2 separate regions of the Homo sapiens genome follow, and region 2 is linked to region 1. The links are chromatin loops, found by intact Hi-C in ENCODE. Cell type or tissue: PC-3. All regions are shown on one strand. Each heading gives the region's core, and the rest is flanking DNA. Links, peaks and the distances in the headings are about the cores only. Region 1 overlaps IQSEC2 (IQ motif and Sec7 domain ArfGEF 2). Region 2 overlaps IQSEC2 (IQ motif and Sec7 domain ArfGEF 2).

Evidence for each region. Peaks named below come from ENCODE experiments on the same cell type or tissue, not always from the same donor. Only the 100,000 strongest peaks of a DNase experiment are listed, where the experiment ranks them.
Region 2: it touches region 1 in a loop (5-fold over the local background); 4 of 110 quality-filtered maps call a loop at or near these places.

The regions. Positions count from the first base shown.
Region 1 is chrX:53,310,847-53,316,224 of GRCh38, forward strand. The region is part of intron 1 of IQSEC2 (IQ motif and Sec7 domain ArfGEF 2); the gene reads right to left. Among named protein-coding and RNA genes, the nearest start is that of IQSEC2, 7.8 kb to the right of the region's middle. In PC-3, for the core only: CTCF peaks have their summits at 2,281 (motif pointing right), 2,481 and 4,122; DNase peaks (open chromatin) are centred at 2,285 and 2,705; H3K27ac peaks cover 1,856 bases.
Region 2 is chrX:53,241,482-53,246,859 of GRCh38, forward strand. It overlaps IQSEC2 (IQ motif and Sec7 domain ArfGEF 2), which reads right to left. Exons shown (of 15, transcript NM_001111125.3): 9 at 1,851-1,990; 10 at 303-428. Among named protein-coding and RNA genes, the nearest start is that of KDM5C, 19 kb to the left of the region's middle. In PC-3, for the core only: CTCF peaks have their summits at 3,319 (motif pointing right) and 3,522; no DNase peak of the experiment used is centred there.

The sequences.
Region 1 (5,378 bases), core at 268-5,267:
GCAGTGGCTCACACCTGTAATCCCAACATTTTGGGAGGCCGAGGTGGGCGGATCACCTGAGGTCGGGAGTTCGAGACTAGCCTGACCAACATGGAGAAACCCTGTCTCTACTAAAAATACAAAATTAGCTGGGTGTGGTGGTGCATGCCTGTAATCCCAGCTACTCGGGAGGCTGAGGCAGGAGAATCCCTTGAACCCAGGAGGCGGAGGTTGCAGTGAGCCGAGATCGCGCCATTGCACTCCAGCCTGGGTGACAGAACGAGAGACTCCATCTCAAAAAAAAAAAAAAGAAAAGAAAAGAAAAGATGCTCTGAATGCTGGCATTCATACTAGGGTGACTCTTCTAATCAGCGTTCTCTTTTCTGCTCACACCCTGACTGGCCTTATACAAGTCCTTTCTCTCTCTGGGCCTCAGTCTTTTCATCTGTAAAATGAATAGCTTCAGTTGGATGATTTGTCAGAGTCCTTCCAACTTGTGATTTCTTGATTTCTATGCTGGTATTATTAAAACCCTACTGGTCATGAACGCTGCCACTCCTCTGAGCTTCCAGAGCAGGCTGCGCTCCCCTCCATCATCATCTTTCTCCCCACATAGGTTATCTCTACTCCCACTGCCCAAGCACAGGCCTGATCATCTCTCATCTAGACTGCTGTACCAGCCTCCTCCCTGGATACCCTCCAATCTATCTTCCAAACTGCCCTCTAGGGGGATCTCTCCAAAACGTGGCTCTTGACATGTTCTCCCACACCACAATAAGCACCTCTCCCCCAGTTTAAAATGCTACTTGGCCAGGCATGGTGGCTCATGCCTGTAATCCTAGTACTTTGGGAGGCCAGGGCAGGTGGCTCACCTGAGGTCAGGAGTTTGAGACCAGCCTGGCCAATATGGCAAAACCCTGTCTCTACTAAAAATACAAAAATTAGCCAGGCATAGTGGCACACGCCTGTAATCCCAGCTACTCGGGAGGCTGAGGCAGGAGAATTGCTTGAACCTGGGGCGGGGAAGAGGCTGCAGTGAGCTGAGATCACGCCACTTCACTCCAGCCTGGGCGAAAGAGCAAAACTCCGTCTCAAAAAAATAAAAACAAAAACAACACAAAAACAAAACAGCAGAAAGCTCCTGACGCTGCTAGTGAAGTGTCCTCAAGATGTGAGCCGGCCAACCCTCCAGACTCCCCTGCGAGTCTCTCTGTTTGTGCTCTAGTTTGTACTGAACTCATAAAAAAACAAAACAAACAAACAAAAAACCTCCCCATACACATATCCTGCTGGGCCCATACCTCTGTGTGTTTGCTCATGCTGGCCCCTCTGCCTTAACCTCCCTTTTGCCCCCAATTCCCACCAACCCACATGCTGTCCTTCTTCACCTAGCTAACTCAAACTCATCCTCCAAGCCTCAGCTCAGGTATCACCTCCTCCAGTAAGCCTTCCCTGACAGTCCAGGGTGATGTCTCTCCTTTGAGCACCTGTGGCCCCCTGTGCTCCCCTCTGGCATGACACACTGGATAGCACACTGCAATCGTCTATTTCCACCACCACCTTCTCCACCCAATTATGAGCACCTTGAAGCCAGGAACTATATACTAATCATAGAATTCTCTGCCTGTGATGGCACAAGGCATGGCACATCCTGGCATGCAATGTTCACTGGACTGACCTCTCTCTCTGAAATGTGGTGAGCTGCCACATGGTTTCTCCTCCTGTCCTCCCACAGCACAGAGCTTTACAGAGTTATTATTAATAATAATGGCTATCGCTGAGTAAACACATACTGTGTGCTCAGCGCTTCACCTACGTCATCTTATTTAATTTTCACAACCATCACAATGAGATGGGTTGTTTATGAATTGGCTGGCATATCAGATATACAGTTGTGAGAGATGCCTCTCAGATTTATAAGAAAATGTGGGGGAAGAGCCAAGTTAGGTACTTTTCATCACAGATATAATGACAATAATTCTAAAGTGGTTATATGAAGGAAAATATTGGTTTTATTCAGGTGAATGCAGTATGCTGTATCCTGGAATCCAGCAGGAAATCACAGGGCCTGGATATGCAGTCCTATCACTCCTTTAAAAAGGTATAAAAATCACATCGCTCCAACGAAATGCACTAGTGAAACATTAGTGAAATGGTACCTATTAGGTGATGATAGTGATACATTTACATCTAAAATGTTGGAGGAATAATCCTGATCAGCCGTGTAGCTCTGGCTTGTCATCTTTGTTTTGAAAGGGATGCGATGCATCGGTCTTTGCATTGTTGTGTGTTTGCCACATTCCGCCTCTAGGGGGCAGGGCAGTCTCATGTATTATTTTCCATTCTCAGCTTTCCAGCCTGATCAGGACCTTGATGTACGGTATGCCAGGCAGCCAGGAAATTTTCTGATACAATTTTTTTGAGGGAGGTAGGGGGCTGGCAACATGAATCTCATGCATCAGAAAATACAGTTTTATTCCTATTTACTACTTGAGAAAACTGAGGCTCTGAAAGTGAAGTGATTTGCCTAGAGTTACACAAAGTCCTTCCATGGCACCACACTTTCTCTGAATGCTAAGGTCCCAGAGAGCTTCAGCTACTAAGCACTGGGGAATGGGCTTCCCCGTGTAAATGCTTCCAACAGGCAGGCTTGGAGAGAAACCAAATACCATGAGGAAGTTATAGTAACTGGCAAATTATGTTGCCCTAAACGAGCTTCCCCAAAAGAGGAAGTAAGTCACTTACTAAGCATTCTTCCCCATGACCAATGTTTATGATCCTGCCAGGGAACACTGCAGTGAGTGAGGCAGAGGGGCCAAGTCTTATGTCAACCCTGAGATACCATGTCCAGCTCAGGGTCTGAGCTCAAGAAAGGTTTGATGGATAAATAAGCAACTTCCCACTGGGCTGAGTGAACTGCACACAGGTCCTGTGCAGGCCTCTTTGCTCCTTTCAGAACAGAAGACTTGGCATCGAGGGTCAGGACCACAGCCTGACATGGCAGGGAGAGATAATGATCAGCAGATTGGTCTAAATGTCTCCAAAGTCTCGTCCAAGTCTGCTACCTTGACATTCTATGAATCGGAAGGCTGGTGAGCGTGAGAAGAGACAGCAAAGGCCAAAATGGCTCCAGGGAGCATGAGAAAAAAGCCACAGAAAAGCCAAAAGAATTTATTTTTCCTTAGGGATGGGATCTCAATTTGTTGCCCAGGCTGGAGTGCAGTGGCACAATCATAGTTCACTGTAACCTCAACCTCCCTGGCACAAGTGATCCTCCCGCCTTGACCTCCCAAAGTGCTGGGAGCTACTGTGCCTACCCCAAGAGAATTCTGAAGTTGTCATTTCTTACTACAGGAGTCCTGGAAGGAAGAAAAAATTAGGTACCTTTGGCTATTAGTTCAGCAGGACTCAATCAGACATTCATTTATCTACTCAGTATTTATTAAGCAGCTACTATGTGCTGTGCTATGTGTTTCCAAGCTTTTAGCTCCTTCACTCATGCCCACAGCACCTAACACAGAACCTGACACACAAAATGCACTCAGTATATGTCAGTTAAATGTAAATCTGAAGGGGGTCTCAGTCTAACAGAGGGGACATGAGATGTAAACAACCATGAAGGAATAAAAAGGGGCAATGTGCTCATTGAGAGGGTCAAGGATAGACCAAACATCAGAGACACCAGCAAACAGACATAGGAGAGGTAACAGCTGAGTCCAGCCTGGGAACTGGGTACAGCAGCCCAAGAGAAGGGAACAACATGAGCAAAGACCTAGAGGCTAGCAGAAGGCCTGAGTGGGCTAACCAGGGGGGCACACGGGTCAGCCTGGCTGGAGCATAGTCTGTACAAAGACGAGAGGAAAAAGGCAAACTGGGGACAGATCCTAAGAAGACCATGCAGGGCAGGCGGAGGAGTTCTCAGGCCAAAGAGAGAGTGAAACTACTGGAGCTGGACTGCAGAACATGGTCTGGCTGCACCTCATCAGAGGCTTGATGGAGAGAGAGCAGGAGGGGCAATCTACTAGGAGACCATGGCCAAAATTCAGGGGGTGATGGTGAGAGGGAGCCTGCCTAGAGCAGGGGTCCTGGGAGCTCTGTTGGAGGAAGCTAGAGCCACATACCTGGAGTAGCTCTGATGTCTTTAAAGCCCACCTGCGGGAGGCAGCGGTGTACCATAGGTTTGGAAGCCAGACAGTTCTGGGCTCCATCTGCCTGAATAACCTCGGGCAGGTCACTGTACCTCTCTGATCCTTGTTTCCTTGTCTGAAAAAATGAAGATAATAGGCTGGGCGCAGTGGCTCATGCCTGTAATCCCAGCACTTTGGGAGGCAGAGGTGGGCGGATCACCTGAGGTCAGGAGTTCGAGACCAGCCTGACCAACATGGTGAAACCCCGTCTCTACTAAAAATACAAAAATTAGTCGGGGGTGGTGGCACGTGTTTGTAATCCCAGCTACTCGGGAAGCTGAGGCATGAGAATTGCTTGAGCCCAGGAGGTGGAGGTTGCAGTGAGTCAAGAGTGTGCCATTGCACTTCAGTCTGGGCAACAAGAGTGAAACTCATAAAACAAACAAACAAACGAACACACCCATCTGACAGGGGCTCTGTGCAAATGAGGTAAGAAGTAGTGCTCCAGGGTGGGTTAGAACACTGCGGACCCTGAAGCCCAACTCCCTGGGCTCCTCCAGCTCCTTCACAGTTCTGCCACTTATTCATTGAGTGATCCTGGGTATGCTATCCAACCTTTCTGGGCCTCAGTTTCCTCATCTGTAAAATGGAGTTAATAACAATATCTACACGAGAGGATTCATGTGGAGATTGAATGAATTAATACATGGAAAGCGCTTAGAACAAATAGTGCTTAGCACACAGTAAGAGCAGTGAAAAAATGTTAGCTATTATTACATAAAGTCACATAGCGTGGGGCCTGGCAGAAGGCTGAGACTCACTCGGTACACGTGTGGCCTCTTCCCCATGCTCCAGGCCTTTACTCTGCGCCCAGCAAATTCAGAGACCTTGGTAGGCAGGGGTGGGACAGATGAGGAAAGGGCAGGCAGCAAGTCTGGTCTGACGTCTTCCTCCCAGCTGCCACCTCCATGAAGGGACCACTCACATTCCTTCCATACCCCTCATCCCTCACCCACCGCCCAGGTACTCAAACAGCAGCCTGGCCTGGCCTGATCCCTCCTTCCTCTGAGAACTTCCACTCCTCACCATTCTTGCCACTCATTTTGTCCTGAGTGTTGCCTCTATGGCATGGCTAGGCCTGCAACCCTGTCTCCCTGGATGGAGGGGAGCAGGGGTTCTGCAAGCGCTAAGAGTGCAGTGTTTGCTCAGCCTCGTGGCCCCTCCTGCGCTGTGCACACAGCCAAGAAATGTTTGTAGATGATAACAACCCCA
Region 2 (5,378 bases), core at 273-5,272, 69 kb before region 1:
CCCTATGGGCTATTGAGGTGGACAGGGATATTTCCTACCACTTCCCAGGTTGTAAGTCTGTCATCTCCTTTGGTCCTCATATTTTCTGTCCCTGTGTGTCTGTTACTACCTCCAAATGCATCTGTGAGGAAAAGGAGGGGCAGAGAAGGCCTGGGCCTTGCCTGAGACCATGCAGATGGCATGGCAGAACACCTCGCCCGCCACACTCCACACACCACACACCTACATCAATATGGTTCACACCAGACTTAGGTGTCAAGCTCACTCTCTCCCTCCCATCTCCTCCCCCACAGTGCTCATACCACAAGGAGATCATTGAAGAGGAAGACCTCCCGCTGATGCAACCCTAGCCTCTGGGGGCGGTTTGGATCTGGCACCTCGTAGAGCTGGCAGCAGCAAACCAGTCGACGGTGAGGGAGAGACAGGACCTAGACAGGCATGAAGAAACAGGTGTCAGCAAGGCCAGCCCATCAGCTTCAGGCCTCCTGGCACCTTAACTTTCAACCGCAAGAAGTTTACCACTCATACATGTGTGTCACTCTGACACAAGGGGTATCAGCAACTAAGACCTAAACTTATCTGCTACCTTGCCTTTGCCCTTCTGTCTGGAATGTCTTTCTTGCCCAGCTCTGCATGGTCATATTTCAACTCCCTTTCAAATTTCCATCCCGGCCGGGCGCAGTGGCTCACGCCTGTAATCCCAGCACTTTGGGAGGCCGAGGCGAGCGGATCACTTGAGGTCAGGAGTTCGAGATCAGCCTGGCCAACATGGTGAAACCCCGTCTCTACTAAAAACACAAAAATTAGCTGGGTGTGGTGGTGGGCGCCTGCAATCCCAGGTACTCAGGAGGCTGAGGCAGGAGAATCGTTTGAACCCAGGAGGTAGAGGTTGCAATGAGCCGAGATCATGCCACTCCACTCCAGCCTGAGTGACAGAGTGAAACTCCATGTCAAAAAAAAAAAAAAAAAAAAAAAAAAATTCAATCCCAAAATGATCTCTTCCAAGAAGCCTTCCCTGATTTCTCCAGGCTGAAAATGGTCTCTCTCTCCTTTCTCCTCTCCTAAACTGGACCATAAAGCAGAAGTATTATATGTGTCTTTGTTTCACACCCCGACTGGTCTGTGAGTGCCCCCAAGGATAGAGAACACGTCTGATTCATATCTATGAATGCCCAGCACCAACTCTGGTGCCCAGCAAATGCTGGGCTCAGTGGAAAGGCATCCACAAATGTTTGTTGGCTAAAGCGTTTTCTTTTTTTTTTTCTTTTTTTGAGACGGAGTCTTGCTCTGTGGCCCCAGGCTGGAGTGCGTTGGCACGATCTCAGCTCACTGCAACCTCCGCCTCCCGGGTTCAAGCAATTCTCCTGCCTCAGCCTCCTGAGTAGCTGGAACTCCAGGCATGCACCATCACGCCCGCAGCTAATTTTTGTATTTTTAGTAGAGACAGGGTTTTGCCATGATAGCCAGGCTGGTCTGGAACTCCTGACCTGAGGTGATCCACCCACCTCGGCCTCCCAAAGTGCTGGGATTACAGGCACAAGCCATTGTACCTGGCCTAAAGTGTGTTCTTACTTTGGTTTTCTGCTAACCATTAGCTTGGCTCTTCACTTAGGATGGACAGGCAAAGCCGGAGGTGAAAAGGATGCTAATATTTATATAGTACCCACTATGGGCCTTGGAATGTGCTCGATGCATTCACTCTGCACCACAGCCTTCTGAGGAATGCATTATCACCCACTCTGTATTGCAGGTAAAGGGCACCTGGGGCTCAGGGAGGTGCAGTGACTTACCACTTAGTGGCAGAGGCAGACCTGAACCCTGGCCCCTCTGCAGCCTCCCAAGGCACTTACTGGTTTCTTTCCAACAATCATGCGCTCCACAGCCTGCACCTGGGACACATGGTCATCGTTGGTCCGCAGTTCACGCCCCTGGATGCGCTGGTAGATGCCCACCAGGAGGTCTCGGGGGATGTCTTCACCATTGTCAACCCCTGGGGGAGGGAGTAACACAGGGATATGTCACATAATTATGGGCACTGGGTGGTAGGGGTGCTCCACCACCCCCACACCCAGGCACGGGCCACGATAGTCAGGACTGAGGGTCAATGGGTACCCTCGGCCCCTTAGCCAGGATTGGGGCAGGGAGGGTGTCCTTCAGTACAACAGCCAGTTGCTATCTTCCCCAGAGTGGGGAATTTTTTCTCAACAACTCAGAATACACTGTAATTAAAACAATCAGATACTATTGTTTGCCTTCCTAATTAGCAAAAATAATTTAAAATGAAATCCAGTGCTAGGAAGAGTGCAGGGAAGTGGGCATGTATGGTAACATAACTCTTTTGGAAGGTAATTTGGCAAGAACCTAAATGTTTGTACCCAGTGATTCTCTTCTAGGAATCTACCCTAAGGAACTACTCAGAAATATGTGCAAGAGGTATGTGCAAGAATGCTAGTGCAGGCGGGGCATGGTGGCTCACGCCTGTACTCCCAGCACTTTGGGAGGCCGAGGCAGGTGGATCACGAGGTCAGGAGATCAAGACCATCCTGGCCAACATGGTGAAACCTCATCTGTACTAAAAATACAAAAAATTAGCCAGGCATGGCACCATGTGCCTGTAGTCCCAGGTACTCGGGAGGCTGAGGCAGAATTGCTTGAACCCGGGAGGCAGAGGCTGTAGTGAGCCAAGATCGCGCCACTGCACTCCAGCCTGAGCAACAAGATTGAGACTCTGTCTCAAAAAAAAAAAAAAGAAAAAGAAAAAAAAGAATGCTAGGGCAGGCGTGGTATAATCCCAGCACTTTGGGAGGCTGAGGCAGGTGGATCGCTCGAGCCCAGGAATTCGAGAGCCAACCTGGGCAACATGGCAAAATCCCATCTCTACAAAAAATACAAAAATTAGCTGGGTGTGGTGGCACACACCTGTGGCCCCAGCTACTTGGGAGGCTGAAGTGGGATAATAGCTTGAGCCTGGGAGGAGGAGGTTGCAGTGAACCATGATTGCACCACTGCACTCCAGCCTAGGCAACAGAGCAAGACCCTGTCTCAAAAAAAAAAAAAAAAAACTCACTAAGTGTTACTTATGGGGACAATTTGAAACAACCTAAATTTTAACAATAGAGGATAGTATATCCATTTAATAAGATAATGCACAGCTATTAAAAACTTGACATTTACAAAAACATTTCAATAGCATGAGAAAATTACAGTAGCAAATTATGGGAAAAGAGTAAGATAAATTGCATGTGTGGTATGATCTGAACTATATAAAAAGTTACATATGCATGGGGGAAAAGATTAGAACGCACCAAAACATTAACTATGATTGCCTCTAGGGGGCACATTTTGGGTGATAAAAAGAAATTTTCTAATTTTCTGAATCTTCCAACATTTCTGAAATAAAGTATGTATTACCTTCATTTATTTGCTTATTTATTTAATAATTAGAGGGGGAAGTTACACATACACACACACACACCCACACACACACACACATATATTGAGAGAGAGAGGGAAAAAGAATGGATGAATGAATGATGGCAAAATTCTAGGAGACAGCTCCAAATGGCCTCTGATCTAACTCCCTCCTCCCATGTTCACCATCCTTCTCCACTTCTGATTGCTGAGTGAAACCCACTCACTCTTCTCTCTAAATCCTCTACTAGAGAAAATGTTTTCTGGGCAGGACGTGGAGGCTCACACCTGTAATCCCAGCACTTTGGGAGGCCGAGTTGAGGCAAGGAGTTTGAGACCAGCCTGGGCAACCTAGCAAGACCCTGTCTCTACAAAAAATTTAGAAATTAGTTGGGCATGGTGGCACGCGCCTATAGTCCCAGCTACTTAGGAGGCTGAGGTGGGAGGATCGCTTGAGCCCAGGAGTTCAAGGCTGCAGTGAGCTCTGCTAGCACCACTGCAATCCAGCCTGGGTGAGAGAGTGAGACCCTGTCTCTAAAAATAAAAAAAAAAAAAACAAATAAAATAAAAAAACAGAAAACAAAAAAAATGTTTTCTTCCTTGGAAATGTCACATCTCCTCCTTGGACAGGTGCTAAAGGAACATACTACATCGCACTGACTTTCTTACCAGAGCAGCCACAGCGGCACAAACCTGATGGGCAGCCAATTTGTCTTGTGTTCAGTTTGCTTTTTTTCTTTGACTCTATTTCCCTCTTTCTTTTCTGCTTAAATAATCTTAACATCTGTACCATTTTTAGTAGCTGCTCTTTGGTGATAGGCAGGGCTCGACATCAGTAGAATAAGCAAAAAGAGCAAGGTGACACCTTTCATCTGGCATTCAAGGCCCTCATATATTGGTTCCATATATTGGAACCTCATATATTGGGACCTTCCCAACCCATCAATGACCTCATCTCAATTGTTCTTTTTTTTTTTTTTTTTTTTTCAAGACAGAGTCTTGCTCTGTCACTCAGGCTGGAGTGCAGTGGTGCGATCTTAGCTCACTGCAACCTCTACCTCCCAGGTTCAAGTAATTCTCCTGCCTCAGCCTCCTGAGTGGCTGGGATTACAGGTGTGCACCACCATGCCTGCTAATTTTTGTATTTTTAGTAGAGATGGGGTTTCCCCATGTTGGCCAGGCTGGTCTGGAACTCCTGGCCTCATGGGATCCACCTGCCTCAGCCTCACAAAGTGCTGGGATTACAGGTGTGAGCCAACGTACCCAGCCCTCAATTGTTCCCTAAAGAAAATAAATGTTCCTGCCTCTGCGCCTTTGGTATTCTCATTGCTAGGTAAGCCCTCCTCTATCTCTATTGTGTCACCTTCTCCATGCCTTCAAGACCCACCTTAAAATAAAAATACTACCTCCTCCAGGAAGCTAGCTAGAGGTGGGCTCTCCCTCCTTTGAGCTCTGACTGCACTTTTGGCCTCTCTGATGTCACTGTTCACTTTCTGTCTTATGTTAGTTATCTGGGTGCTACAAGTCAGCCTCTCCCACACACAGGGAGCTCTCTCAGAACAGGGAGTATGGCAGATTCCCCTCCATTGTCCTTGGCACCCATCATGGGGCTTGGCACACACTAAGCGCTAAGTGTTGACTGGCTGGCTGGTTGTTTGGTCGAGTGATAAATGAATGCATGAATAGAGGAAAAGGTACCTAAAATAATTAAATGAGTCCTCATGGGCATAAATAAGAGAGGGAAAGAAGGAGCGAGGAAAGGACAAGTGAATTACTGAATGAATGAATGAATGAATCAGAGTAAAGCCTTGTAAGAGTCAGGACTTTAATCTATCATGTTCACTGCTTGAACCCCAGGACCTAGAAACCTGGTACACAGTAGAAGCTCAGTACAATGGGCAAATGACGATTTGAGTGAATTAATAAGTGAATATCCTGGGAACATCCAGCTAGGGCAGAAAGTGACA